Regions from separate parts of the Mus musculus genome. Here region 1 is linked to region 2. The links are chromatin loops, found by intact Hi-C in ENCODE. Cell type or tissue: left cerebral cortex. All regions are shown on one strand. Each heading gives the region's core, and the rest is flanking DNA. Links, peaks and the distances in the headings are about the cores only. Region 1 holds the start of Gm33987 (a long non-coding RNA gene). Region 2 holds the start of A530020G20Rik (a long non-coding RNA gene).

Region 1 (15,333 bases), core at 3,801-11,800, 320 kb after region 2:
CTGGAGGCAAGCATTGCCTGCCTACAGGCATAGCCACCCATGTTCCTCCAGTGGCTCCAGTAAGACTGCCCTGTCTGTGCCTCTTCCATAAGGCTGAGGAGGAAAACTACCTTCTTTAAGGCCCAAACCACTGAAATTTCATTGTTGGCTTCAAGAGAAGAGTGAAAAAGTGAAATTAATTCAGTTCTCCTTTTTGAGAGAGAGAGAGAAGTGAGAAGAAGGAAGAAGATGAAGAGAGAAAGACAAGGAAGGATGGAGGGGGAGGGAGGGAAGAAGAGAAAGAAGGGAGGTAAGGGAGGAGGGAGGGAGAAAAGAAGGGAGGGAGAAAGAGGAAGGAGGAAGGGAGGAGGAGGGAGAGAGGAGGGAAGGAGGGAGGGAGGAGGGGAGAGAAGTCTGGAGAAAGGAAAGTGCAGTGTATCTGGAGTGTGATGGGTGATCTGTGACCATGGAATTCAGAAGGCCAAGCACACATGTTCCACATTAAGCTACATGAGCCCAGAACTGGGCCTGAGGTGGTCTGTCATTGAGTCATCCCAACACAGCACTGCACCCAACATGCAGAACACGTCATGGATATTTGCTATAATAACTGACTGAAGGTAAGTCTTAGCACTGATGATGCTAGGCTGGGTTTGGCCCTCATCCTATGTGTAATAGGAAGCCAACTGAAGATCACTAAGAGAACAATCCCGTCACTACGGAAGTCTGTTCCTAAACAGCTGTGTGTAGGAGACTCTGGAGGCCATTGGGGGGGGGGGAACGCACACGTTGTGTGGACGTCAGGTGGGAGATGTCACTGAAACCGGAAGCACTTATCACTGGAAGGCCAGGTTACCAAACTTGGAAATACAACCTGAAATCAAACTCTGGATCATCCATAGCAGCATTTTGACAAGAACCCTGTAAACTGTAAGAGAAAACTCTTTTACCACCTCCTCATTGATATCTGGAGAAAGTTTTATAAGCAAAATTTCAGATCTGTGTATGCTCACTGAGCAAGGATCCAACTAATAATTAGTTTTCCCCATAAAATTATTCTAAAAATGAGAATTTCTGCAGAAAAACGTTGAGGCTCTCTCAAACAAGTAGCTTACAAATAAGTTTTGATGATGCCTTATACAAATACAGACTGTGAATATTTATCTGTTGAGGATAAATATTGCATAACCATTATATTACACTTAACAACTTTCAAAGACAAAGAGTAAAAGTTGCTTTTTTTTTCCTCCTAAAAATGTGCATTACAATGCCTGTTTCTACATATGACTAGTGTTCCTCTGTTAAGAAACATATTTTTCTCTCATGTACAGAATACAGGTTCCAGTATCTTCGGGGGGGGGGGGGTGAGTTGATTTTGTGAAGTAGGCACTTACCTCATTAGTGAAAAGGACTCACACTGTGAAATCAATTTCTACAATAGAAGACTTGGGGTTCTGCAGGCCATCCAGAAGAAAAGGGTGGGTGAGGAAGAGACACAGCAGGAGTAGGAGAGAGGAGACAATGAGTAGCCTGGTGCTGTGGGGGATGGGACAAAGCAACGTAGGAACCTGCAGAAGCAGAAATGTCTCACTTTAAAAAAATGTGTCCACAAGAAAACCTATAGAATCAACTAACCTGGGACCCACAGAGACTGACCCACCAACCAAGGAGCCCACACAGGACTTACCTAGGCTTTCTGTAGATATGTAACAGTTGTGTAGCTTGGTCTTCTTGTGGGACTCCTAACAGTTGAAAGCAAAGGCTACCTCTGACTCTTTTGCCTGTTTTGGGGACCCTTTTCCTCCTACTGGGCTGCCTCCTCCAGACTCAACACTAGGGAACTAGTCTCACTGCAACTTGATATATCCTGGCTGGTTGATATCCATCAGAGGCCTTCCCTTTTCTGAAGAAAAATAAAGAAGTGGATGGGGGGCAGGGGGCAGGGGGGTGGGGGGAGGGTGGAGGCTGGGAGGAGAGGAGGGAGGGGAAACTGCCTTTGTGATGTAAAATTAATTAATTATTAAAATGTCAGTGAAGCCATCACCTAATAAACAGCAGGGAATCAAGAGCTGTGTGAATCACATCAAACAACTCAAGCCTGGCTGTTGAGTAGTTCAGTGAAGTAATCCATCCAAGATGACAGTGAATCAAGAGGCAAAGGCAGAACACCTTGTCCTGCCCTGGGGCTGCCCTACCTCTACACTGACAAGAAGCTCTGTGGAGTCAACCAAGCCTGATGGTGCTCAGGAGTGAGGCCAACTGGACCAAGAGTCTGAGGCTAGCTTTGACACTGGGCAAAGAGGAGGAAGGAATTAGCAGGAAGAGGAGGAGGAGGAGGAGGAGGAGCAGGAGGAGGAGGAGGAGGAGGAGGAGGAGGAAGGGGGAAAGAGAAGAGGGAGGAGGAGGGAGAGGAGGAGGGAGAAGGGGGGAGGAAGGGGAAAAAAGAGGAAGAAGGGGAGAAGAGGAGGAGGGGGGAGCTGCCCTTTATTGTGAAATAGAAAGTCAGGCATATTAGCAGGATAAGTTTCACACAGAAAGAAGGTTTACAAGTGCAGAATTAATGGCAAATGATCTACCATGTTTACTGAAAGGAAAAAACAAACCAAAGAGCCAGTAAACAACTTATAGAAGCTCAAAAAAAAAAAATCTCTGCAGTCTGGTACAAAACTAAAAAATATATAGAACCAACTGCTCATTAAACATCTCAAATAGTCCAGTGGATTTGTTTAGTCATCAAATGATAAATAGGCTGCCTACAAAATCCAAACATTTTCTTATTTATGAATCCCCATACTAACTCCTCAAAATTTAGAATGTGTGAAAAATTCATATGAGCATTGTACAGTCTTCTGAAAGTCTTCTGTTGAGTATGTGAATGGACAATGATTTCTGATATTATTATTTATGTGTTTATAGTACCCTCTCTACTAGATAAAAGTTCAGCTTTGCATTATTTCAAGGCATTTTGTAAGAACATGTGCTGACTTGAATCAGTAGTCTTGTTGGAGCTAACAGTGTATAGTAAACTAGAATAAAGGCTAAGTTTTCTTAGTAACAATTTTTACCTTTAAGAAAGGAAGTGTAGCCAGGCGGTGGTGGTGCACACTTTTAGTCCCAGCATTCAGGAAGCACAGACAGGTTTGTCTCTATGACTTCCAGGCTAGCCTGGTCTACAGAGCAAGTTCCAAGACAGCAAAGACTACACAAAGAGACCCTGTCTTGAAAGAAAAAAAATTGTATTTATGAAACTCTGACTTACTACTTCTATTATAAAATTTAAATATAAACTAGGATAACCTAAATCAATATAATGGACAAAGCCTGTTGCTCACCATGACCTTCAAGGATGCTTTTTAAGAATAGATTGTCACTGCTGATGAGCCTTTTACCTGGATGCTCATCTTCCTTACATGGAAGATGTTCCTGAAGCTCTGAGATCTGCATTTTTAAAACTGTATAAAAGCCAGGCATGTGGGTCTGTGCCTTTGATCCCAGCACTCAGAGGCAGAAGCAGGCAGATCTCTGTGAGTTCAAGACCAGCTTGGTCTACATATTGAGTTCCTGGCCAGCCAAGGCTACATCTTGAGACCTTGTCTCAAAACAAAAGTGAATGATGATGCAAACCCCAGCACTTGAGAGATAGATGCAACAGAATCAGAAGTTCAAGACCAGCTTAGTCTATAAACAGCTCAAGACATCCCGGGACTACATAAGACCCTATTTTTAAAAATTAAATGTAGGTAAAATCCAAAAAAAAAAAAAACCCATCATTTTAATAAAGGTAATAAACTTCTCAAATGCTAGAAACCACAGGTGGGCATATTTAAATATAATAAATATAATAAAGCATAACTCCTGGGAGAGCATGTGAATATCCTTCACTTTATTTTTTCCAGGCACATTCTTCAAGATTAAGATCATGCATTGATGTTTTATTTGATGTCCTATTATATAAACACAAACATATCCATTTCTCTATCACATTTGCAAGCCCAAAGCAAATCCTTATAGAGACAGAGAAGCATTCTTTGAAGTCCTATTGGGGTGACATTTTCCAAGCTCTGAGTGATAGTAGTAGGGTTAGACACAGGACTCTGAAGTATCAAGTTCTTTGGAGATTAGTGATATATATCTTCTATGGGTGGGATAATAGAATTCATCTACGTTTGAAACACTGATAACCACAGGATATTTACATGCCACTACGGCCAAGACACACAAAGAAATGACAACATGTGACAGAATGAGGGTAACGGTGGGTTTGGTTTATTGCTTATACTATGCTAATTGGGTTCCTAAATTACACCTGTGTGTGAGACGCTGAAGGCCCCTGCCCCCTTTTGTTTCTAATTGGTAAATAAAGTTGCCAGTGGCCAATGGCTGGGCAGGAAGACAGAGTCCGGCCTTTGAGGTCGCCCTGCCTTGTCCCCCCCCCACTCCTCTGCAAAGAATGGGAAAGGAGGAGAATATCCATTGCCAGGAAGAAGAAAGTCCCCATCTGAGACGTGTAGGCCTGAGAAATGTAGGACAGAGAGAGAGCCAGAGACTCTGCCAAGATTTAAGAGTCAGGAGTCTGGTCCATGAGGGCTGCAGGCCTGGGTACATGGCGGCAGGGATGAAAAACAGGTGTTAATAATACCTGTTAACAGAAGTAATAATTCTGGGATATTGGAAAAGAGTGTGTGTTAGCTACAGGGAGGTGTGGAAGTGTCCAGTCGTTGAGCTACTTAGGGCATATTAAAAATAAGGCTGCCTGTGTGTCTTTCATTCTTGAATCCAAAACATTTGGGTGAGTAATGAGGTGTGAGTGTGCACTCCCACCCCCCGGGGACGTTTAGAGCAGATTAACATTAGATCTTCCTGACAGTGGTTGCCCATCAGGTAAGGGGCGCTGTGTGCAGCAGCCTGTGGACAGTTTGTGGTCTTCTCTTTTTCTTTAAACATTTTTACTACGTTATTTGTGTGTGTGTGTGTGTGTGTGTGTGTGTGTATGTGTGTGTATGGACGTGTGTATGCACTCATGCTTATACATGTGTGCCAACTCTGTATACAAGAGGACAACTCTTGGAAGTTGGTTCTCTCCTTCCACTATGTGGGTCCCAAGGCAGAACTAAGGTTGTCAGGCTTGGTGGCAGCACACTGAGTCGCCGCACCACTAACCCATCCGCCAAGGACTGCCCTGTGCCAAGTGCTTGCTTTCTCCTTCTCAGGCCTTTCCTCACCCCACCAGGTATTGGGACATCAAAGGCCTTATTCTAGTATTTGATTGTATTTTATTTCTCAAGATCATTTCTAGAGTTCTGGAATGTTGATTCCAAGAAAGTCTCTTGTGCCACTCACAGTCACTTGGAAATATGGCCACATGCCCTTTCCCTAGGCTAACAGGATACCCATTGCTCTATCCTGTAACAAGCCCCCGGGGAGTTAGAAGACAAGAAGAATTTCTGGTTTCTGCTACAGGGAAAAGCTGGCCTTTCATTACTTCATCTGTACGGCCAAGTCATCTGCTTTCTATTCTGACCCATATCAAAGCCACCTACAGATATTTTTACTTTTATTTTGAGACAGGCTATTCTGTGTCTCAGGCTGGCTCGAACTCACTTTGTAGCTAAGGAAGAACTTTTTGCCTCTTGCCTCCACCTCCTGAGTGTTGGGATCACAGGCACGGGCCTGTAACCTTGGGAACCCAGGGTTTCACACATGCCAGCCAAACCCAGTCAACTGAGTTACGCCCACAGACCACCATCAGTCTTTAAAACAAGGCCAGCCTCTAAGCAATGCCCCTGGTCTTTAGTGGTTCACTTCCTTTATGGGTGTGGCCAATAGTTCTTCTCTTAATAAATTGTAATCTCAGTCTGATTTTACTGAGTCCAGCTTCCCTTGAAGACTCTGAGTGGCCACTTCCATCTAAGAGTGGTTCTAAGTGTTGAGCGAGAACTCTCCCTGACTTGGGGAAAGCCTCTTCTCCTTCTGTCAGAACACTCAGCATCTTACTGGTGCATCTGAGATTGCTTAAGGGCCTAGGCAGGTAGGTCTTATGACCCTCTAAATCTCCCTTATGGTTCTCAAGACACTGTCGTCTGTGTGTGTGTCAGTGTGTGTGTGTGTGTGTGTGTCCGTGTCTCTGTATGTCTGTGTGTGTATGGGGATGTGAGCATGGGGGGGGGGGTATATATATGTACATGCGTGAACCTGCATGTAGAGATCAATATGAAGTGCTCTCCTTAATCATTCTTACCTTGTTTTGAAACAAAGTCTCTCTGAAACCAAAGCCTGATGGCTCATCTATATTGTCTACCCAGCAAATCCTTGGGATCCTCCCGTATCTGCGTCCTCAGCTCTAGAATTGCAGGTGTAGGCTTTCTTCCTTCCTTCCTTCCTTCCTTCCTCCCTCCCTCCCTCCCTCTCTCCCTCTCTCCCTCTTTCTTTCTTTCTTTCTTTCTTTCTTTCTTTCTTTCTTTCTTTCTTTCTGTGAATGGGTTCTGGGAGATCTAAACTGAAGTTCTTGTGCTTACACAACAATAATTTAGTGGACAGCCATCTCCTCCCCAACCCCTGCCCCCCCCCCCCCGCCTGCCAAGATATGGTGCTTTGTTGCAGAAATATCCATTGTAATATGGGAATCTGTATCTGCTTTAAGTAAATTGACAGACTCTCAATGAATTTAAGTTGGCAATGTTGCTTCATATCAAAATAAATAAATAAAGTTTATATTGGGTACTGTTTTCTGAGCCCCGAAGGCTGTATTCAGCACACATTATTTCATTTTATTATAGAAACCAGAGCAGATAGAAGATGAACAGACAGAGTGACTTCCCCAAAGATGCATGCTTAGGAAAAGAGAAGTCAACCTCATCGAGGGCCTGCCGGATTCTAACTCCTCCTTCTCAGCCACATCTGAGAAGCCTCCCACTGAGAACCTGCCCTGCTGCTTTGTAAGCATGGCCCACATTGTTATAAAACAGGTTATGTAGAGCCTGCACTTGCCAAGTCAATGATTTACAGAGTCCAGCCAACTGCAAGGCACACAGGGAGGTCAGCAAAGGACAAGCCACATTATGATATGGCCCTTGCCTTTGACATCACACTGAATCCAGCTGTGAAGGGACAGAGAGTTAGGCAACAGCACAGGAGAGGCGACAAATAACCCAGGAGTTTCACTGCATTAGCCCTTTAAAAATATTTTTCATTAGGTAAAATATATCACATGAAATCTACCAAGTTTATGTAAAGTTCAGTGGCATAAATGACATTCACATTGTGTAATCCTGACCTCTGTAAAAAAATTCCTTGATTTAGTTTAGATTAGGCTGAGATAAGGTTTCACCATGGCCTGGAATTCACTCTGTAGCCTGGGATAACCTCCCATTACAGAGGGGCTGCCTTCCGAGTGCTGGGATTACAGGCCTGGGCCACCACACCTGACTTAGACTTTTTAAAATCCTGAATCCCTGTACTCATTCAACAATGACATCCAGTGTCCCCTTTCTTAAATCCTGCAGTGACCACACTGCTATGCTTTCTATCTCTGTACGTTTGACTGTTGTAGACATCTGAGTGAGATCATTGAATATGGACGGCTCCTGTTGTGTCTGGCCTATTTCATGTATCATGTTTTTAAGGCTTCTCTATACAATAGCATATGTCGGAATTTCATTCTTTTTCACTAGGGAATCCTTTTTTAAGAAGGTGGGGCTGTGAGTGTGGGTCAGCTGTAGAGTACCTGCCTTGCAAGCATCAGCATTTTAAAATGGGAATTCATCAATGAGTGAACAGCTAAACAAATACCACATTACATACAACTTTTGTTTATTTGCTAATAGGCGTTTGGGCTACTCCAGTCACTAGGGTAAGAATTAACTGGTGAAGGGGCTGGAGATATCGATAGCTGGTTAGGAGCACGGACTGCACTTGAAGAGAAACCAGGTTCAATTTCTAGCACCCACATGGCAGCTTACAATCATCAGTAACTCCAAACAAACAAACAAAAACATTAAAAAACAAACCTGTGAGGTTACTATTATTTCCATCTTCAGATGAAAAAACTTAAAGCTAAGATAAATTAAAGCACCAGTTTTTACTAGTATACACTTAATAATTCTACTATCTCTAATTTTTTTCAAGGCAGAGTTTCTCTGTGTAGCCCTGACTGTCCTATAACTTGCTTTATAGACCAGACTGACCTTGAACTCAGAGATCCACCTGCCTCCACCTCCTGAATGCTGGGACTAAAGATATGCACCACCATAGCCCACCTGTCTATCTTTAAGTGAGAGCTTAGAAATATTAAATTCACTATGCTGCATGAGTGTGAGAATGTCTACAGGTTGGACTGGGGTCAGGAACTCTTTGTAGGCTATGACCCGCACTCCACATCTTAGGGGTATGAGAGATTTAAATAGACGATCAGCTTTAAGAACCCTGATGTGAGGGAGGAGCAATGAGACTTATTGCAGACTGATTATGTAAGAGTTGGTAGGACCAGCCTTTCCCACAAGAGAGATCATATGCTAAGCAAAACACCTACTTCAAAACAAGTAGGCAAAGAAGCAAAGAGCTACCCAAGCACTCCCTACAGTCTGAGTCTGCTCGGCAGGAGGCAGCTCTAGAGGTGGGATGGGTGTTTTCCCTGCCTGAAATCTGTCTGTGCAGTTAGCTTTTTAAATCAAATGGAATGACAGTGCCTGGAACAGCTGGCTCTCTAAAGAACCATGTGGGTGATGTGAGTGACAGGTGACCCTTGGATCCTCACTTCACATTCCCTGAATCATTGATCAGCACCAGGTAACCACAGCCCATGTTTTCAGCACTCCAATTCCTAGTGTGATTCTGTTGAGGTCTGGGTAGATAAGGACCGGAACAGTTGTGAATTCACCTGTGCAAATAGAATGCAAATCAGGAGCCTATAGGGTCTGAAGTCTATGCAAACAAGACCTTTCTTTCTCTTTTTGAATCTCAGATCCTGGAATTCTGGCACAAAGCAATCTCCCAAGTATGTGAAAGAGTGGTCCGCAGAATGGCATGGATCCAAAAGACGTGAGCTACTGGGACTAAGTTTAAAAACAGCTTTTCATTTGGGAGCCACCATATGGTTGCTGAGGATTGAACTCAGGACCTCTGGAAGAGCAGGCGGTGCTCTTGAAGAGCACTTAAGGATAAGAACCACTGAGCCATCTCCCCAGTCCTCTCCCCTCTTTCTCCCCCTCCTCCCCCCCTCCAAGGGAAACACTAGACTTTGTGTGCACTGCAAAACTGGGAGATGGAGGACTTAAGGAAACTCAGCTCAAGCAGATACTGTAAGTACAAGACAGGAGAGAAGTAATCAAAAGGTTGGAGGAATGAATTCTAATGTCCTACTGCACAGTGGGGGGGGGGTGATATATTAGTATATATTTACAGTAATTCTAAACTTTATAAAGAGCTAGGAGTTTGAAACTTCTCTCTCTCTCTCTCTCTCTCTCTCTCTCACACACACACACACACACACACACACACATACACACAAATAATCACAAATATTTAAAGAGAAAGGACTGGGGATGACCCCAACACACAGAAGGCAGAGGTAGGTAGATTCCTATGAGTTTGGGGCCAGCCTGATTTACATAGTGAGACCCTGTCTCCAAAAATATTTTTTAAAATGAAAGGAAAGAGATGCTAATCATCTCTATGCTGAAAATTGCTTTATAATAGTGACATTGTTTGCCAAACTGTGAGCTCTTTAATGTAGGCTTTTTGTTCATCTTTACAGCCCTTTCTTAAGTCTGCATTTCAAGGCTAGTCATATGACTACATGAAAGTGTAACTCAGAGAAAGTTAAAAGATGGACTGTGGGGGGCTGGTGAGATGGCTCAGCGGTTAAGAGCGCCACTGCTCTTCCAAAGGTCTTGAGTTCAAATCCCAGCAACCACATGGTGGCTCACAACCATCTGCAACGAAATCTGATGCCCTCTTCTGGAGTGTCTGAAGACAGCTACAGTGTACTTACATATAATAAATAAATAAATGTTTAAAAAAAAAAAAGATGGACTGTGAGCTTTCTTACAGAGAATCTACCAGAAAAAAGGAAGAAAAGAGGGTAAGTGGGGGAAGGAGGGAGGAGAAATGAGAGAAATTTAAAGTAACGGAGAGAAGAAAGAGAAGGGGAGAGACAGAGAGAAAAGAAGAGAGGGAAGGACACAGGAAGGAAGGGAGGGAGGGAGGGAGGGAGGGAGGGAGGGAGGGAGGGAGGGAGGGAGGCAGGCAGGAAAAAGGGAGACAGGTGAGCTAGTTGTAGGAGCAGTAATACTCCAACAGACACAATCAAGCAGAAAGTGACTGAGAAAGAATAGCAGAGAAGTGAGCCTCAGGCTCTGGAGGCTTCAAGGCTCATCAACCAGTAGAAACACGAATAACTTCTGGAAATGGGAAAAGACAGAGGATCCATGACAGCCAGGGCTCAACAATTAAGATTTCTACTGCTTCCAGTGTGGTTCCCAAAGACAGACTATCAACTCTAACACTATGGTCCTAACGGGCGTCCATGGAATTCCACTCGTAAGGTCTTCGTTCTTCAGCCTCAGTTCTACATAAAGCACCATGTGGTGGTTTGAATGAGAGTGCCCCCCCCCCATAAGTTCATAGAGAGTGGCACTATTGGGAGGTGTGGCCTTGTTGGAATAGATGTGGCCATCAATATATTAAACCAAACACATGCACAAACTCAAGTACTATATGAAGAAGAAGAAGAAGAAGAAGAAGAAGAAGAAGAAGAAGAAGAAGAAGAAGAAGAAGAAGAAAAAGAAGAAGAAAAAGAAGAAGAAATTGATATGCCAGGAATGACAATAAGGACTTCAATGCCCTTCTTCTAAAGAATCAATAGAAAGTAGTAAATGGTGTCACTGTCTTTAATCACCACACTTGGGAGGCAGAAGAAGTTGGCTCTCTATGAGTTCTAAGCCAGCCTGGTCTAAAGAGCAAGTTTCAGTCCAGCCTGGATTGCATGGTGAGCAAACAAAACAAAACGAAAAGCCAACAGACAAGCAACAACAAGTTAGTAGAGGGCTGGCAGTATGACTCAGCAAGCAAAGTCACTTGCTACCCAGTCTGGGGCCACATGGTAGAAGAGCTGTGTTTGACCTCCACATGTGCACTATGGTGCAGTCGCACGCACACAGGCACACACGTGCAAGTAAAATGTAACTTTATTTTTTGGCTTAGTAGAATAAGCAGGCAGGAAAACATCAAGGATTAGAAGAATTCAGAGCTATATCAACCAGCAAGACCTAAAAGCAGGTGTAGAACACTATATTCAGAGATTGCAGGGCACAATTTGTTCATGGACCCATGGAGCACATACCAAACTACCCGAGGTGATAAGAGAAATCCTGACAAGTTTAAAAGAATTGGAATCATGTAAGTATGTTCTCCAACAACAAAGTAGGAATCAAAACATAAGATCTTTCAAAGAATGATGGTTCATGCCTATAAACCTTAGCCCTCGAAAGGCCAAGACAGGAGAATGGTTAAGTCTGAGGCCAGTCTAGGAAACAGTTTGAGTTTCAAGCTAAGCAAGGCTTGAGAAGATAGTGAGAGCCTATCCTAAAAAAGCCAAGGTGTGGCTACAAAATCTGTAGCATTTATATCATACGGCAACACAAGAACTAGTGCTAGCTACATATTGGAACCACTTGACCATACCTATGTATGTGTATATGCATGTGCATATGTATATGTATATAATAGATAACATTTTTATATTTTATTGATCATTTGAGAATCTCATGAAAATCTCAAATGTATTGTGATCATATTCACCCCATCCCACAATTCCCTCCATATCTTCCCTTTCTGTCCTTACTGTCTACCCACCCCCCCACTTCAAGATTTTTTTCTCTTTCTTTCTTTCTTTCTTTCTTTCTTTCTTTCTTTCTTTCTTTCTTTCTTTCTTTCCTCTCTTTCTTTCTTTCTTTCTTTCTTTCCTCTCTCTTTCTTTCTTTCTTCCTTTCTTTCTTTCTTTCTTTCCTCTCTCTTTCTTTCTTTCTTTCTTTCTTTCTTTCTTTCTTTCTTTCTTTCTTTCTTTCCTCTCTCTTTCTTTCTTTCTTTCCTCTCTCTCTCTCTCTCTCTCTTTCTTTCTTTCTTTCTTCCTTTTTCTTCCCCAATTGAGAACAGTTTGCATTGCCCAATTACTCTTGGTCAACCAACTAGAGGTCACAATATTAAAGAAAACCAACTCTTCCCTGTGTCAGAAGCTATCAAATACCAATAGCTCCTCAGGTAATGGAATTCTGTTCCCTCCCTCCCTCCCTCCCTCCCTCCCTCCCTCCCTCCCTCCTTCCCTCCCTCCATCCCCCTCTCCCTCCCTCCCCTATGCTGATTATTTTATCTAGTTTGTGCTTCCTCGGGTCCTGTGAATGCTATTACAGTCCTTGAGTTTGCATGTGTTAAACCCTTGAGTCCTTGAGTTTAATGCCCTGTTGTGTCCGGAAAACAGTCTCCTTGAGGTTAGCCACCACATCTCCTCTTACCACCTTTCTCTTAGGTCTCAGGAGTGCATCCATCTAGAAATGAGCTCAAGCTGGACTGTAGAAGAAGTTCTGGTGCTTAGATAAAAGCCAGCCTTCCTCAGGAAATCGTGAAATCGTCTTCTGTCCCCAGAAGGAATCCCTCCCTCTAACCTGTGTGATTTGTCCACCCCATGTTCTCTTGCATTTCCTTGCCTCTATTGCAGACAGTCCTGACCATGACCACTTTGTTTCTTTCTCTCTGTTCTGGACTCCTCCAGACACCTCTGGATATTTTCTCTCTCTTACCCCAAATGAAAAGCCTTTTCCTCAATGAAGCGATCATGCTGGCAGTTTCTGTAATGAGCCCCCTTGCATACATTTGGAGCACAGATGGACCCCTTTTAAGGGGCCCGGCTTCTCCTAACCAAATTGAGCTGCAGATTTGATTCTCCTGAGGCATGGACCGTTTATTTATTTCTGCTGGCTTCTGTCGCCCACCATGCACTCCAGGTTCTAGAGTCCACTCTTCACCCACTTCTCCGTCTGCTCTAACATCTCGTCGGTCCTCATCTAGTTGAGTAAGTGTCTTTCTCAGAGCTGCCTGCTGTGTCTCTCAGCTCCTGAAGCCTACCAAAGCACTATACCACTTCATCAGGCAGCTTCCTTTTGGGCACCCCATCTTGTGGAAGAGAGACACCCCTCCACTAATCCTGCCCACCTATCTGACAAGTCACTTGCTCCCCTTGAGGACACCCCAGATTGGAACCCTTGTCACCACAGCATTACCCTTGTAAGTCTCTCCCATCTCCATGCTGTGTTCCTGGCTCCCTCTGCATCTGTCTCAGCTGCTGCCTGGAGCTTCCCTGTCTCTAACCATGGCTAACCACTCTGTCTCTCCTCACCTCCCCTAGGAGTTGCCTGCTCTGTCTCTATTCTTGTTGGTTCACTAGAACCTGTTGTCTCTGTTTCTCTTAGCCTCAGAGCCTGTAAGTTGTGGAGGAACAGCAGGCAGCTGCTCTACGCCCTCCTGGGCCTCTATAATATCGGAACCCTCCCTCTGACAGAGTTCCTGGTTGCAGATGATTCCCCAAGCCTCTTTCCTGTCTTCTTCACTCTGCTTCTGTGTTTTCTATCTTTCAGCTCGCCCCTAGAGCTCTTCCCATTCAGAATTAGACTCAGTGCCTCACCTGCCTTCTCTAATCTCTTTCCTCCTCAGACTTAAAGATTCTATTAGCGCCTCACTGTCTTACTGAAAACGACTTGACTTCAATACAAACCAGGTAATCAGTCTCAACGGCCAGAAAATGGCGCACTTGATTTCCAGATTCTCCCAGATTATAAGAACGTCTGCCTCCGCACAAGCAAATGATCTGAAAATCCCTTTATCTTTAAGCCTTCTTTGCTCTCCACTCTCAAAAATCTCTTAACTCTAAGCCTTTTCACTCTCTGCTCTCTTCCCTCCCCTGATCACTGGGATAATACTGGAAAAGTGTTTAAGCTGTTCTACTCTACTCAAAAGCTGGCTCTGGAGTCAAGTTACAGCCTGCTCACTCGAGAGGCAAGCATGCTTGTTCAAACATTTCTCCCGAAGCCTCTGTCCTGGGTCAGGAGAAGGAGAACAATACAGAGAAGCTCATGAAACGACACTGTATTTAAAAACAGCTCAAAGGCAAATTATTCCCAATGGAGATTATTGCTACTTGTCTCATATTTCTTTTTAAATTTTGTTTACTGTCTTTAAACACAGATGTTTTGCTCTGTGAATATAGCCCCCGGTATAGCTCTAAGCTTTTGCTGCAGGATAAACTCCCCTTTATCTCAGGATTTGTAAGACCACTGTATAAACTTTATGTATCTCTCCAGATTTATAAATTCATTGGGTGTGGTTTAGAAGGTCTGTAAACTCTAACAAAACGTTAGCTTAAAACTTGTAATAGAAATGGTTGATTTCATATATATATATATATATATATATATATATATATATATATATATTTGCTATAGCATGCTTGTATGTAACTTGGATTCAACTCCTGTTTAAGAAAATAGATATATTTTTTTAAAGGATATGGACCCAGTGGGCTCACCTTGGACTAAGTCACAACCGTGTAGTTGGCTACCATCTTCACTGAGGGTAAAGAGAGAACATGCCATGTGACTTCACCACCATCTTGGTTAAAGTGACCACTTGTCTTAAACAAACTAAGGCAGCACCTATAAAATCCCACAAAACTTCTCAGTCCTACTGAGCCTCTGCTCGCTGCGGTTTCCTTTTTAGACTAAGCACTAATTAGACTCAGGCCTCCAAGGTGGTTTGGTTGTTTTATTTCACCTACAATAAGTGTAGGAAGCCACCCTCACATTCGCCGTTGCAAGATGGCGCTGACATCCTGTGTTCTAAGTGGTAAACAAATAATCTGCGCATGTGCCAAGGGTAGTTCTCCACTCCATGTGCTCTGCCTTCCCCGTGAGGACAACTCGGCCGATGGGCTGCAGCCAATCAGGGAGTGACACGTCCTAGGCGGAGGATAATTTTCCTTTAAAGGGACGGGGTTTCGCCATTCTCTCTCTTGCTTTTGCTCTCTTGCTCTCTGGCTCCTGAAGATGTAAGCAATAAAGCTTTTGCCGCAGAAGATTCTGGTTTGTTGCGTCTTTCCTGGCCGGTCGCGAACGTGTGTAAGAAATAAGGAGACAAGAGCAGGTTTCCAAGATATTTTAGTTTAGGGTAGATTTCTGTGTGATGATTTTTCTTTTTGTCCCGAAGGTGAAAAGTTATAGATGAGAACAAAACAATAAACAAAGTTTAAGGAAAATTGGATTTAAAAACAACATGTATTTGATGATTAGGATTTATAAATTTCTAAAGCTA
Region 2 (15,333 bases), core at 2,561-10,560:
ACACACACACACACACACACACACACACACACACACACACACATACCTTGTCCTGCTTTAAACAGGTATCTGAAGCTAAAATTTTTGCAGAAGATGAAAGAAGCCAGTCAGCTAAAAAAGAACTCTTATGCCTAACACAGTGAAGAGAATCTGGGCATATGGAAACCTTTAGATTTCTCTTACAAACAAAGTGTACTTTCTCTGCAGTTTCCAGCTCAGGGTGTGCAATGTCTCAGCCGGCTAATAATTCTTTAGGCTGGGAAGGGCCATATGCGATCTTCTCTCTAGGCAGCCTGAGAGTTTGAGCAGCAGAGGGGCAAGGGAGGATCATTAAATAACATTAACAGCCCAAGGTCAAAGCTGCAGACGCAGGAGGGACAGCTGCTCCCTATATTTACATAACAGCAGAACTGGAGAGAAATGGCAACCAACGATAGGGAAGGCAACAGGACTAGGTAGGTACACAGACTTCTCTGAGCTCCTTAAAGAGAGCTTGGAGGGCCTTATGAGTGGCAGTAGCAGCAGCAGCAGCAATAACAAACACATCCAGGCCCAGCCTTTCTCTGTGTATCTAACCACATCTACGCAAAACCATTTGGAAAGTTAAAAATTAAATGAATGCGTCCTTTACTTGGAAAGAACAAATGTGGTTTTTACAGTCAATTCAAACTAAAGTCTTCTTAACAAAGGTAATTACTATCAGGTAGATATTATAGGGCAACCTGAGTGAATCATTAACTATACAGCACACAGCATGACCCAACCCGGCATGGGTGACTTCATTAGCACAGCCTTTGAACAAAGTGAATGAAGCTCTAAGAATAAGTGTCAAGACTCAGCTCTGAGAGACTCCTCGGATGTCACGGCAGGGTCTGGTAGGGTCTACCATCGATCGTGTATACAAGTGTGCTATGAGAGGGGTTGCATCAAGTTAAACACAGTAGATCAAGGCCGTGCATGTATGTGTGTGTGTGTGTGTGTATAACTCTGTGTGTACACAGTTTTTAAAAAAGCAGTCTCTTTCTAGACCTTGACTTTTTCCTATGCTAGAAAACAGCAAATGTTGAGAAATACTTGACTGAGGGGTATGGATGATGTAAAAGGACTTCCACTCTGAGAGCTTACAAAGCCAAAGAAGAAAGGCACTGCTGCAAGCTGTGATTCTCCATATCCTAATGGAATTACCCAATAAATCTTGGTCTCCGGCAGGAAGGCAGTCTTCCCAGAGAGTTTAGGAGATTGTGAAATCCCAGAACAAGAATTTCTTAACTCATGGTCATTCTAAACCAATCACAGAAGTTTGTCCTTGCAGCATAAACTTTAAACCAGTAACGTCTAAGACACACTTGTATCTGGACACACACCCGGGATTTAGGCCTGCCAAGCAGCCATACTTACCAAACCAGTCCAAAAGAGAAAGAACAAGACTAGCCACGGTGTATCGGTGCATTTTCTATAAATTTGGGGTCGCCATTCTCTTTGCCTTGTTTTCTCTGCAGAAACCTTCCAGGAAAACGGAGAGTTGAGAAAAGCAAGAGAAACAGTTAGGTGAAATCAACCGAACCGAAACCTCTCCAAAGGCTGCTAAAGCAACTCAACTCTATCACTGGGGAAGATCAGCTCTCTGCAGGATGGATGTGAAACCCCCCCGGGGGCCAAGTTCTTACTAGAGGTAAGACACCCCTCACCCCCTAGTCCCTTGCGCCTTCCTGGCCTCAGCCCAACACTTGTGTCAGGTACTGGGTCCTCAGTGCCAGGTGTCTTTAAAGGAGCGGTGTCACTGAGAGAAAGTGGTTTATCTCCCAAAGGACAGAGGAGCCGGAAGCGTCCTGTCTGTGCAGGTAGGTGCCCGCAGAGGCCGCTTCTCTCAGGACTCAAGTTGTCGCTCTTACCAGGTACTCGGCGCCCAAGCACTGCATGGTACCCGGCATCTGGGATTGGCGGCGGCGGTGGTCGCCTTGCACACGGGACAGAGGTGCGGCGACCGGGCCAAGTGGCCCAGGAGGGGCGGCAGGGCGAGCAGGGCTCAGCGCCTCCTAGAGGTCCAGGGCGCTGGTCCCCTAGACACGCCCTTTCCGTGGTGGCTTTAGGCTGGGAGGACCTGCTGGGAGCGGGGGTGGCACCTGCGCAGCACCGGTTCCCAGGAAGTGCTCCTGACCACTGTGCGACGCCTGGGCCCGTTGCCAGCGCCTGGAGTTAGAAGTGAGGCCTCAGGGATCATTCCTGAGGGCGGGGAGCTTGCAGGGGTGTGTCACACACAGGTAAGTGGTGCTTTGTGTGTGCCGAATCCTGCCCTGAAAGGTTCACCAGTTCTCTTCCAGGCGCATCAAGTTGCAATCTGTTGTCATCCTTGAGCTAAGATCAGACAGCAATGGCGACACTCTGTCAAGGGGCTCAGTGTCTATCATTCCAGCTGCTATTTCTATAAGGCTGAATCTTCTCCAGCGTGAGTCCCAGGAACACAAAGCCCTCAGAGGACTGATTTAATATCTCTCTCTCTCTCTCTCTCTCTCTCTCTCTCTCTCTCTCTCTCTCTCTCCTGTCTCTCTCTCTCTCCTTTCTCTCTCTCTTCCTCCCTCCTTCCCTCTCCCTCTTCCTCTCCCCCTCCCTCCCTCCCTCCCTCCCTCCCTCCCTCTCTCTCTCTCTCTCTCTTTCTCTCTCTCTCTCTCTCTCTCTCTCTCTCCTGTCTTTCTCCTCTCTCCTCTCTCTCTCTCTGTCTGTCTATCAGTAGGTCTCTTTCTCTCCCTTTTGTGTGTGGGGTGCTCACTTCCCTCCTCTTTGCATCATCATCTGATTTTCCAGTGGGCACCCTTTGAAGCACATCCAGTGTGAATGTCCCTGGCAAGAACAGTTTTCTCTTCAACATTCAGGTGGGCACCAAAGCGCTGCTGAGGTGAGGAGTTTTAAAAAGGGCTGCGGAGGACTTTCCTTCTCGGTCCCCTTTCTCTGCCCCAACCCATCTACCTGCCCCTCCACACCGTCAGGCTGCTAGCCCACTAAGTGCAGAGGTCCCGTCATGTTTCAGAAGATATTATTTCGCTCTGGTCCTCTCCGACCTTTGGCTATTACAATCTTTCTGCTTCCTCTTTTGGGATGTTCTCAGAGACTTGTGTGAGTAATTCGGTGGAAGTTAGAGGCGAATAGCATCAGGATATATTGCATGTATGTATAGAAATAGTAAAAGATAGTACAAATATTATATTAAAAAATAACCAGGGAGTGGTTAGAGGGTAATGATCCTTAATGGATCTCTGCTGTGCGGGGAGGAATCCCTTCCAGGCTAATTATCTTCCTTCTCACTCTTAGCTCTCAGAACATTCCTGAATGCAGGCTTCTCAGAACGAGTAGCTGGATTTCCAGGGGGCCCTGAATTCATCCCCTAGAGTCCCCCCTTCAAGTAGACATTTGCACAACTACAGAAAGAGCACAGTTTAGCCACAGCATCTCAAACAAATTAGTACCAGAACCGATGGATGGAGAGGCTTAAATACACACAGCATGTATATTTATATTTACTGTGATGATTACGGTAGTATCGATGAAGCCGGAAAATAAAGATGAAGCAGAACCAAAAAGCTCTGTTAGACATGGAGAATAAAATGATCAGAATGACAGCTTATTTGGCTCCACTTAGTAACAGTGTGGATTAAGCCATGGAAGAGATGTGGCAGAAGCTGAGTAAGAAGGAACGGCAGTGTTTGCGTGACAATCACATCTCTTGTCACATCTTGTCACATCTCTTGGCCTCTGGATATATGAATGACCTGGTGAAGAAACCTCCTACTTTCATCCACCACGTATCTGCACCAGTCTCTTATATGTCTCTTACTCAAGTCTTTTATGGTGCACACCGGTCTTCAGAAACCATTTTCTCCTTTCAAAGTGTGAAGACAATTCTTTGTGTTTCCCTGAAACCTGGTCCTGATGGGTGCTATCTGGAGATGCTCATTGGAGAAAATACCATGTGGTAGATGTGTTTCCTTATATATGACACAAGTCGTAACACTTAGAAGTGCCACTGAATGCTTTTAGTGCCCTTTCTTATGTAAGGTGTCAGAGTGGGAGAAATAATTCCAAGGCACCTGGAAATTCCTTCCCTACATCTTCTCCGCTGATCAACCCTATCTACAGTGTCTTAAATAGACAAACCAAAATAAAAATTTGAGTATATACAGAAGGAAAACTTAAAACACCCTGAAAGAAAACTTGTGACTAATAACTCCGTCATTAGCTATGAATGCCCACTACTGGATCCTATTTGAATCAAAGGCCTGGGAGCGAGGAAGAGCTGAAGCAGGGGGTTTGGAGATTGGGAGATGGCATAGGACAGAGACCTGTAGGACAAATGTCAGCCTCTTGGTGACCCGAGACTAGCACTTTCATTGTCTAGTTGGGTAAATGTCACGGTTGGCAGAGCTCATTTGTCTACTCTGAAATGTGAGAGTAGATTTGCTCTTCACGACTACTGAAAAACAAGAATGTCATCTGCTTTTGCTTCTTGCCAAGTATCTCATACCCATCCCATTAGCAATTAATGTATACAAATGCTTCTAGAAAAAACAACTTGTGATTGATTTCCTAAAGTCTTGCTGCATTCCGCTATGTTTCGCTGAGCCTTTCATGGCTGTGATAGATACCCACACAAACATCGACTTAGAGAAGCAAAGATTTATTTTGACTCGAGGCTTCACTCTACCGTGGCTGGAGGGTTTAGGGAGCTAAGGAACTCTCTGTGATGGCTGGAAAGCAAAGAGAAAGAACCAGGGGGCTCTCTCCTTCCTCCTGCTTGTCTCACCCGAGCCCCCTGCCTTTGGCTGGAGAAAGTCTACATTCAAAGTGGGTGCTCCCTCAGAGTTAATCCTTTCTGCAGGCAGATAAACCCAGAGGAGGGCTTTCCTCCTCCCTGGCGTCCTTCCACTCTATGTGGCGGCAAGGTGAACTGTGACAGCTTACCTAGGCCTTCTTCTCCTCTTCCACCCAACAGTTACCTTGTCTGTTTGGAGAAAATGTGTACAGTTGCAAAGCCAGGCAAGCCACTAACCCCACTCACCACTTGGCTCTGATTTAGAAATTAATACATGGAGATCTTCTCAGGAGAGTTTATCTTGAAGTTTGTAATCCAACAACTCCTCCTACCCACCCCCACCCCCACCCCCGTTCTTGTGAAGCCAAAAAGAAAACAGAGAAAGAAGGAGGCAGGGTACATCTTGGTACACACAGAGAAAGAGTAGCTAATTGTTGTGAATGCGAAAACCTAGGCTGGAGGGCTTTTCCCAGCTCTGAAAACCTACGATTTATAAAAACACATGGCATTTGTATGAAAGCTAAATTGCCAAAGCAAGTGAGTTTTAGCCAAAAGGGGGAAAAGTAGGAGAGAGATGATCAATTAAAGATAACACTTCTTCTTTGAAGAAAAAAGACTAGGAAAGAAAACAAACAAACAAACAAACAAACAACCCGTAGGACTCTTGTAAGGTCCACAGAACAGGAGTAAACTATGCACACTTTCTTATTTGAAAGATTCTAGGCGGCTTCCTACCACAGGGCAGCAGAGCCATTTCTGGTGTACTATGCTTTTTCTCTACAGTTTATTTTCCCTTAGTTCTACAATACTTATTTCCCCCTTAGTCCATATTCATGTTTAACACAAGCTATATTATATAGCATGAGTAAGATTCCTTCCTAGGCCAACCTTGAAAAACCCTGCCAGGGAGGGCTAATGCAGTTACCACTTCCCAGCAGCAGATGGCACTGTAAGCCAGTAGATTTTTTTTCCATTGCTTCTGCTCTAGGTATCTGCTCTTGTATCTACATTTTTTGTTATTCACCTATCAAATATTATTATTATTTCAAAAATTTTAAGGCAGGTTACATTCCATGTATATACTTCATTGCTGTATGCTCCATCAAAACCTATTAAACTGCTGTGGTTTCTCATACGTTTTTATGTTGTCTAGCATATTTTATCTATTATGAAACTTAGCACTGTTTGGGATTGGTTAGCTGATGCCCTACCTTATTGGTCAGGAAGATATGAGGTTATGAAAACTCAGTTCAAGGCCAGACTCTAACACATGCCAGCTGCCTGAGTTGGGCCAAATTTAACGCATTAGTTATCAGCTTCAGTTTTCTTGTCTTTTAAAATGGCCAACTTAGATGAGTCTTCTTTTTCTACAACGTAAGTGGGCTCCAAACAAGCTCCATGACTTCTGGCTGGTGTGAAATACTCTTTGAAAGATTTAGTTAACTGCGATACAAACAGACCCTTTTAATTTGTAATAAACGGGAGAGTTTGTCTAGACTATTTAGTGAATTAGCTTGGGTGGGGAGTTGTTTCTATATCTGGGTGGGGTACATAGACCCCAAAGTACCTGCTCATCATCTCTAATGCTGTGGCTTCAGGGTAGAACTTTCTGGAAGGGGTTTGAATGGACATATTCCAGGGCCACCCAGACTTATCAGTGTGAAAACTCTGATCCAGAATACGACCTTCTATAAACTGCTGTTGCGGTCATTTTGATTGGCTCAGTTCCTGCACCGCTGGTTTATATGGTGACCTACATACTGGGAAACAGAAACCTCTAGAGAAGTCCCTCTGCCCCTTTTGCTTTCCAGCCTGTTGTGCATCTCCCATCTGAGGCAGTTTCCACTTCTGTGGCCGCTTCCTCCTCGTGGCTAGGGAGGAGATGCCTTCTGCACGTGTGGAACAGCCGAGATGAGGACTCCAGACTGCTGAGCGAGCGCTCTAGATAACTGAAGTGTACTTAACTGTTCACTGAATTAAGCCCCTCCCTGAACTTCAGGCATAGACACCCCAGCACCCAGCACCTCAGCAGTTGGAGATGAGGTTTTTAATGTAACCCCTTTAATTTTAGAGTTAAATAAGCGTGGTACTTACGGAGGGTTTCCACCCTATCTACTCAGGGGCTGAACAAGTAGCTCAGTCGATGGAGTATCTGTCTGGCTTGCAGTGAGACCCAACTTTGATTTCCAATACTACATACACCTGCAATCCCAGCGCTTCGGAGAGGAGGCAGAGGAATAGAATTCCAAGGACAGTCTTAGTTATAAGGTAACTAGGAGTCCAGGGTGGCACAGGTGAGACAGTCTCAGCCTTCTGGGTTTTGTTTTTCAAGAAAACAGTTTTCAGCTGTAGCACACACAGAACGGAGGCCTTGTGAAGTCACCAGGAGAAGGCACCGTTTGCAATTCAGGGGTCTGGGCAACAGGCAAGTGTTCTGTGCTTCAAGCCCCCAGTGCTGTGAGGAAGTGCCTTGCTGTTGTTTAAGCTGCCCAGCCTGTGGGGTTTGGTCATGGAAGCCCTAGAAAACGCACCAAGCACTGTTTGCAATTTATTCATACAAATTCAGAACAAAGGCGTCCTGTGTTCTGGCTCAGACTTAGTGCGCAGAGCACCGTGAGAGGTCTCTCTCTCTCTGTGTGTGTGTGTGTGTGTGTGTGTGTGTGTGTGTGTGTGTGTGTGTGGACCTGAGCAGCTCAGGAGGCTGGAGAAGCAGGCTGAGGGGTCCATCTCAGAACAGCACCCAGGGATGTTCCAGCCCCTCAGCCCTGACCTGCATAGGTGCACACATAGTTCCAGCTGCAACTCACCAGTTTCTGGTCACACTGTCATGGCTTCAGTGACACCTTTGATACCTTTCCAAATGTCAACTTGCTTGACGACTTAACTTTGTTCTTTTTCAAACACTTGTCTCGAAGGCAACTCAGGGTGCCCAAAAATTTGTTACACATCTAACCCATCTATCCATCATTCATTTATCTGCATTTCTGTATACTTATTTGTATCTATATGCAAGCGGGGGGAAAAACCCTGCAAGCAGGGGGAAAACTGCAAGCGGGTGTTTCTAAGCCTTGGTGTTACCTGAGAGGGTAAAGGAATGCTGGTCTTTGCTACATCCACTCCAGTAGTGACTTGCTTGACAGGTTTAGAAACCTGGAAGCAGTCCCAAGGAGAAGAGTTTCTTGGAAACTTAGTCTCCTGGAACTGTGGCATCCCATAGCACATATGCTCCAATTTTGTCCTGGTGAATGGATCTGTGTGCTTCCTTTCAGTATTGTTTCGTTATAGGTGCCTCCAAGCAATGACTTGCCAAATACCTAAGCAAAATGGAACTTTGCTTCTTGGCCTTCACCAATACCCTAGGTAGTCCTTGAGCTGACTCTGGTCTTGGTAAGAAAGTTGCCTATTCAGTGACATTCAGAATTGCCTCTAGTATTGTAAGAGAGATAGTGAAAGAAATCAGGCCTTACTATATACTACATAGAGTTAGAAATCTCAGGGCAAGCTTAGCAACGTAAATTTAGAATTTTTTTTTAAAGATTTATTTCTTTATTATATGTAAGGACACTGTAGTTGTCTTCAGACACACCAGAAGAGGGCGTCAGATCTCGTTATGGATGGTTACTGTGGTTGCTGGGATTTGAACTCGGGACCTTTGGAAGAGTAGTCAGTGCTCTTAACCGCTGAGCCACCTCACCAGCCCCAAGTTTAGAATTCTTATTATAGTTATGTATGGCAGACTACATTACTTATTAGTAGAAAGTCCCCACACACAATCACTTAGAATAAAAGCCAAGTCACTCCCATATACAGGAATTTACAATGGTTTAGGAATTAGATCAAGCTGTGGTTTTAAAGTATTGCATTATTCATGAGAAGGTTAGCTAGAACGGAACTCCCTAATTAGAGCCATGACTTGGGCATGAAAGCCCTTGCCCTGGGAGTGTAAAGACCTCACACCTGGCTTCCTAGAATATAGCTGACCTTAGATAGAGCTGACCTTGTCTCAGTTGTTTTATTGCCCAGTTCCTGCCAGTCTTTGTGTTTGCATTCCTGTTTTGTGTGATAGTCATTAAGCATCCAGTAATCTCATTGTACCTTGCCGATGTGTCACCGAACTTCCCTATTTTCTACTGTATAAAAAGTTTGATGCTCAATTTGACATTACATTCAGATCCAACACACTCTCTCGTGTCATGTCTGTTTGTCACCCCATTCTCGCCGACTCTATGTCCACCTGCCGGAACCCCTGACTCCCCACGAATTGAGGGGGGCCGATTGAGCCCGGTCCGTGGAAGGTCTTTAAACTAATTGGTTTACAGCACCTGGTTAAACCATAAGGAGGGAGCGTACATCAAAACCGGAGCACCTTGACCTAGGAAAGACTTAGGTTTTCTTAGCCCACTCTGTTGTTATCAGCTAGCAGCAGCTACTATGTCTATTTTGTTACTTCCAGGGACATTTTGTGATTTTTCTCAGACCTCAAGGGCAGGGGCCATGCCCTTGCCTAAGGGCAAGTTAACTTAGAACGGAGTCTACAGTGCAAATGGACTTTCTTCATAAAAGCCTGTTGCTATACATTTAAAAAAGATCAAGATATTGAAGTATCCGCTAAATATAAACGGCACAGAATCAGAAGAGTTTTTCTGCCTTAGTATTGTGTACAAAGATGTTAGAATAAGAGCTCATCCACCTTCAGCCTTTTCCGGGTGAGTGAGTTCTAATTTTTACTGCTTTCATCTGTTTGCTTTCAGCTCATCTTGGCTATTGTAATGGCCCTTGTCAGAGGCTTTGGTGGGCGCCTCTGAACTGATGTCAGACCGTGGACTGCAAGTCTAGACAGGGAAGAGTAGGAAGCACTAGAGTGCAGGTCATGACCCCACAGATAAAACACTAGATTGGCAGCAGCTGGCCCAGCCAGTCTCCCTGAGGCCGGCTGGGCAGGGGTGGGGGTAGGGGGAGTGGGGGATGGGGGTGATGTGATTGAGAACGGGTCAGGAGCTCCTGGAATCCTGAGCCCAGACACCTGATTTCACTCCCTCAAGTCCCACCCTGCTCTGTGGACTTTCACCCAGTTCTTTCTCCAAATACTTACAATTTAATCCAGAAGATGGAGCCAGAAGACTTCAAGCAGAGCTCATGGGCCTCAGACTCTAAGTAATTATTTACAAGACAAAGTGAGCGGCTGGTGAACTCTACCCAATCGGTTGATTAATGAGAGCTGAGCCACGATTTCTCTTCTACACTAGATATACAAGGCATCTTGTGTTCTGTTTGATTGTCTTGTTTTTGTTTTTCCTCTGGGACAACGGGATCTAAAGAGAAACCCAGGAGGAAGCGCAAAGGACAGAGAGAGAGAGAGAGAGAGAGAGAGAGAGAGAGAGAGAGAGAGAGAGAGAGAAAACAGAGGTAATCACAGAAGTCATGGGGAGAGAGGCCCCGCTGAGCCCTGAAAGATGAGCCTGCTTTAAGATACAGTTAATCAGCTCCAAACTGAATCTCATGGAGCATTTTGTAGGGTGGAAGCCTTGGAAAACAGCATCTTAAACTGTCTCTTACGTGTGTGTTTAGGCAAAACCTCATTGTCTTCTTTCTCATTTTAGTGCTGGGGTCTGAACCCACGGCTTTATGCACCCTAATCATTTGTTCTGCTGCTGGGCTCAACTTGTTGTATAAATAATCAAACTTGAAAGGGAATATTATGTTAGCAAATGTATTAGAGCGATAGTGAGGACAAGATACAGTCCTGGGGAGCAAATTCAGAGGCCTCATGATACTGTACATCGGGCTGGAGAGATGACTCAGCAGTTAAGAGCACTGATTGCTCTTCTGAAGGTCCTGACTTCAAATCCCAGCAACCACATGGTGGCTCACTCTGTAATGAGATCTGACGCCCTCTTCTAGGGTGTCTGAAGACAGCTACAGTGTACTTCCATCTAATAAATAAATAAATCTTTAAATAGAAAAGATACTGTACATCACACAGGCAAGAGTTCAGATTGTGGGGCTGGAGAGGTGGCTCAACGGTTAAGAGCACTGATTGCTCTTCTGAAGGTCCTGAGTTCAAATCCCAGAAACCACGTGGTGGCTCACAACCACCCGTAATGTGATATGATGCCCTCTTCTGGTGCGTCTGAAGTCAGCTACAGTGTACTTGTGTATAATAATAAAATCTTTGGGCTTGGAGCGAGCAGGGCTGACCGGAGTAAAATTTAATTTCCAAAAACCACATGAAGGCTCACAACCATCTGTACAGTTACAGTGTACACACATACATAATTTAAATAAATAAATCTTAAAAGAGCACTGACTGCTCTTCCAGGGGTCCCGAGTTCAATTCCCAGCAACTACATGGTGGCTCACAACCATCTGAAATGGGATCTGATGCCCCCTTCAGGTGTGTCTGAAGACGGCTACAATGTACTCATATACATTAAATAAATGAACCTTTAAGAGAGAGAGAGAGAGAGTATGGAGTTGTTGAGGAGGCAGGAGTAGATCTAGGAGGGAAATGCCAAGATACATTGTATGAAATTCTCAAAAAACTAATACAAATATTATTTTTAAAAGCTACATTAATTTGGGATGCCAGCTTCACTGGAGATAAGTAATTAGAAAAATGGAATCTGATGTACTTATCTGATGTACTAAATGGACTCATCAGGTTGTATTACACACACACACACATGTCACAATAATAATTAAAGAAGACATCGCTGGGCAGTAGTGGCACACACCTTTAATTCCAGCATTCAGGAGGCAGAGGGAAGTGGATCTCTATGAATTTGAAGATATCCTGGTCTACAGAGTGAGTTCCAGGACAGCCAAGACTGCTCAGAGAAACCTTGTCTTGAAAAACCGAAGGGAAAAAAAAAGCCAGGGGGGAGAGAAAGAGAACAGAAGACATCATGAACTTGATAAGGCATTGGGTGTATACAACACATGAGGGATTAGAACGAGAGATGGTGGAGTGGAAATGGTTTAAATATACTACTCATGTATGATAACCTATAAATAAATAAATCCCACAATCATGTCATGATTTTGGATACAGTTTCTTTTCTTTCCCTTTTTATTTTATATATGAAAACACTGAAGTCATTTTCTATGCATAAAACCTCTGGGTTGGGGAGAAGGCTGGGAAGCTTGCTCAGTTAGTAATGCACATTGCAAACGCAAGGACCTGGGCCTGGTTTACAGAGCCGTGTGGCAGATCTGAGGCCCGGAAGCACAGGCTTATAATCCCAAGCCTGGGGAGGTGGAGGCAGAAGGGTCTCTGTGCTTGCTGCCAGCCCGTCTAGCCTGCTTAGAACACTGGGTGGTGCTTGAGGAATGGTGCTGGAGGTTCACCTGTGTCCTCCACATGCATGCACACATATGCACACATGCATATACATCAATCCCTCCACAGCACACATACATATGCACACATGTATATACAACAACCCTTCCACAGCACACATACATATGCACACATGTATATATATCAACCCCTCCACAGCATGCACACATATGCACTCTTGTATACATCAACCCCTCCACACACATACCCACTGAAATTTTATGTATAAAATGTTTGGAGTTATAAATGTCTATTTATGATAACTAAACTTGAAAACCCTGTAAATGTCTTTAAAAAGTATAAGTTCCTAATAAAGACTTCAGTTACTCACTTGTTTTTGAAAATATGACAGCATGATGCATGTTTGTGCTCCAGTCCCAGGGAAAGGGCAATTTGTTTCACTTGTGTCTGTAACATGACTACCACTACCTAAAATAACTATAAAAGAAAAATTCTGGAAGGAAACTTACTAACATGTTAATAATGGATTCTGAATGGAGAAAACAATAGAAAACTTAACCATCCTTTCCCCATTCATTTCTGTGACTCCCCATTGTCTTTCGTAATGACTCTCCCTGCCCACCCACATTGCCGTCTAAGGTCCCTGTTTGTAGCCCCTGGATAAACAGAACAGCTCCCTTTGAACTGTTTTCTTTGGACAGAATACCATTATCAGTTCATGAGACCCACAACCACAAGGTGTCCTACAAGGACACGGAGTGGCTCTGAGCTTTTACAAGAGGACAGTTGAAGGTAGATGATCCTCAGGGCTGTTGTAGCTGATCAACTGGGAACAAGCAGGGCAGCCTGGAGAAGGAGGTGGGGTCTTTGAGGGAGTCACAAAAGGTATGGAAATTCCAGAACCAGGGCAACAGTTTCCAGAGCAGAGGTCATTATTTAACTAGGCAAAAATCCCATAACTTTATCTCTTTAAAGACGTAAGCAAAATCTGGCTAGAAAAGGTTTCGACTGTTAATCTTGCTTTTTGTATTATTTATCTTAGCCTGATGCCGTTACATTAAAACAATGTTAGAACCCTAAGATAGAATTATAAACTTTCACCTTTCACTCTGATTTAGCGTCATTACTGTTGTACTGCATAAGGCATGAAGTTCATAGAGTGCCTATGCCTGCCATTTGTGATGGGAACTCTCCCATCTCTGGTGTTGATGGAGCTGAAATTTCCCCCAGTGGAAGATTTTACACTTGTTATCTTGGCTTGCTTCAAGAAAGTCTTCCAAGGTAGATATAACTGTTTTTTTGGAGAAAAGTTTCTTGACCAAGGTTGCACAGCTGGAAAGTGGCAGAGTCGGGACCTGAGAGCTCAGTGGGTAGAGATTAAACACTCTTTTCTACAATGTCAAACCATTCACAAATAAGGATTCACCGAAGTGAGACTAAACTGCACTGTTACCGATGACTTCGCCTCAAATGACAGGAAAGCCATTCTAAGGCTATAATAGCTCTAAATCTATCTCACATGAAAAATGGCTGCATTGTATTTTGTTACATGTGCATCTTATATTATTATTTCATTTATTTTTAATTTTTTTTGGTATGAGTGTTTTCCCTTCATGCATGTATGTATGTGCACCTCGTGTGTGCCAAGTGTGTAGAGAGGCGGAAGACAGTGTCAGATCCCCTGGGACTGTACTGCCACACAGTTGAGGACAGTCACATGGGTGCCTGGAACTGAATCCAGGTCCTCTGCTAACTGATGAGCCACTTCTCCAGCCCCCTCCCATGGATTCGTTTTATGAATTTTTAAATAGTTTCTTCCCCACCCCACTTTTTCTGAGACAAGATCTTACTATGTAGCTCGCTGTGTAGACCAGACTGACCTTGAACTCAGTGATCCACCTGGCTCTCCCTCCTGAGCGCAGTGATTAAAGGAGTGTGCCACCACTCCTGGGTTCCCCCTTTGCCTTTAAAGCCTGCTTTAAATGTCCTGCTGCAAAGCCCAGGCTGGCTTTCCCCTCACTATAGAGCTCAGATTAAACATGTGCTATCTCTTGCCTCAGTCTCTCAAAGTTCTTGGGCTATAATTGTGAGTCACATGTGCTGCCAAAGTTGAGAAAACCCCTTTCAGATGGTTATTATAAATTAAAGATTTGTGTAATACATAAGAAATTTAATTTGATGTTCCTTCAAATTTGATGTTTATTTTTAAATTTGCATGAAAGGCATCTAAATAAATAAAGTGAATGTTCTAGAATGGTTTGTAAAATTGTCATAGTTCTGATTGTTAAGCACGTGTTATGTCTAAAGGTCACTTTGTTCAGATTTAAGTCCCTTTGTGCTTTTCAGAAGCCCTACAGAGTGCAACCTTACCTTGCGGGATGAGAGTGGGAGCCAGCAATTCATCCTGCAGTGTGCACCCTAGTTCATGTCTATAGATAGTAGTGTAACAGGAACACTGTGGTCAGTTCATGATCATATGACTTAGGGCGGGCTCTGTGTTCATGCCGTTGTTTCTGGGTTCTCTGCTCTGTGGCTCATTCATGACAATTTATTGTTTGTGGTGAATATTCGTTGTTTATGCCAAAAAAAAAAATAGCCAAGGAGTTTAGAGACTCTTAACCAGATCTGAATGGACTGGGCAAGCACCATGTTCTAAAAGATCACAGTGACCTGAAGGTCAACTTAAGGTCACGTAATAAATTAGAGGAAGATTCTAACTTTGGCTTATAAACCGTTAGCTGCACAAATCCAAGCTCCTCAAGTCCATTGCTCATTTCTGTCCATCTTTGTAATAAGATAGAGATAGAAATTCATGGCTTGCAGTCCTGAGCCACTCTGGAGAAAGCTTGGGAATGTGGGTGGGATGGTCTGCTAGCCCGAGCACGGGCCAAGTAAGTTCTGTCTCCACACCTCAGGGGGATGAAGCTGAGATCGACTGCTCTTTCTTTCCTGTCTTTTCTGCTTTTCCGTTGTATGTGTCCAGGAGGGACAGTCACCAGAGGCTCTCAGAAGACTGGTTTCTGTCACAGGTCTGTGCCGGAGAAACAAGACTAGTAGAGTAGCCAGTCTGCATGCAGTGGTTATCCAAGCACCACGAGAGCAGACAGGTGGAAATGGGTCCCAGAAGGATTCAAAATATCGATGCACCGTGTGCGTCCCAGTGGACCTGGTGTTGAATAGAAGCCGGTGAGTCTGACCTTTCCATTGCGTTTATCTTTAGTCAGCTATT

Evidence for each region. Hi-C counts contacts between places; a loop is a spot of excess contacts. Peaks named below come from ENCODE experiments on the same cell type or tissue, not always from the same donor. Only the 100,000 strongest peaks of a DNase experiment are listed, where the experiment ranks them.
Region 1: it touches region 2 in a loop (2.6-fold over the local background); 2 of 42 quality-filtered maps call a loop at or near these places.

Annotation. Positions count from the first base shown.
Region 1 is chr3:121,845,339-121,860,671 of GRCm38, forward strand. Gm33987 (a long non-coding RNA gene) reads left to right here and starts at 5,794. Exons shown (of 4, transcript XR_867607.2): 1 at 5,794-6,007; 2 at 6,756-6,914; 3 at 8,939-9,275; 4 at 9,731-9,833. Gm33924 (a long non-coding RNA gene) reads right to left here and starts at 1,815. Exons shown (of 3, transcript XR_376025.2): 1 at 1,667-1,815; 2 at 1,374-1,547; 3 at 756-907. In left cerebral cortex, for the core only: no CTCF peak of the experiment used is centred there; a DNase peak (open chromatin) is centred at 8,549.
Region 2 is chr3:121,530,269-121,545,601 of GRCm38, forward strand. It overlaps A530020G20Rik (a long non-coding RNA gene), which reads left to right and starts at 2,676. Exons shown (of 2, transcript XR_867597.1): 1 at 2,676-2,870; 2 at 3,307-5,939. Slc44a3 (solute carrier family 44, member 3) reads right to left here and starts at 2,076. Exons shown (of 15, transcript NM_145394.3): 1 at 1,893-2,076; 2 at 1,399-1,503. The coding sequence starts at 1,931. It overlaps Gm38684 (a long non-coding RNA gene), which reads left to right and starts at 1,309. Exons shown (of 2, transcript XR_376017.4): 1 at 1,309-1,672; 2 at 1,809-2,196. Gm40135 (a long non-coding RNA gene) reads left to right here and starts at 14,956. Exons shown (of 4, transcript XR_867598.2): 1 at 14,956-15,290. In left cerebral cortex, for the core only: CTCF peaks have their summits at 5,735 (motif pointing right) and 9,915 (motif pointing right); DNase peaks (open chromatin) are centred at 5,736 and 9,995.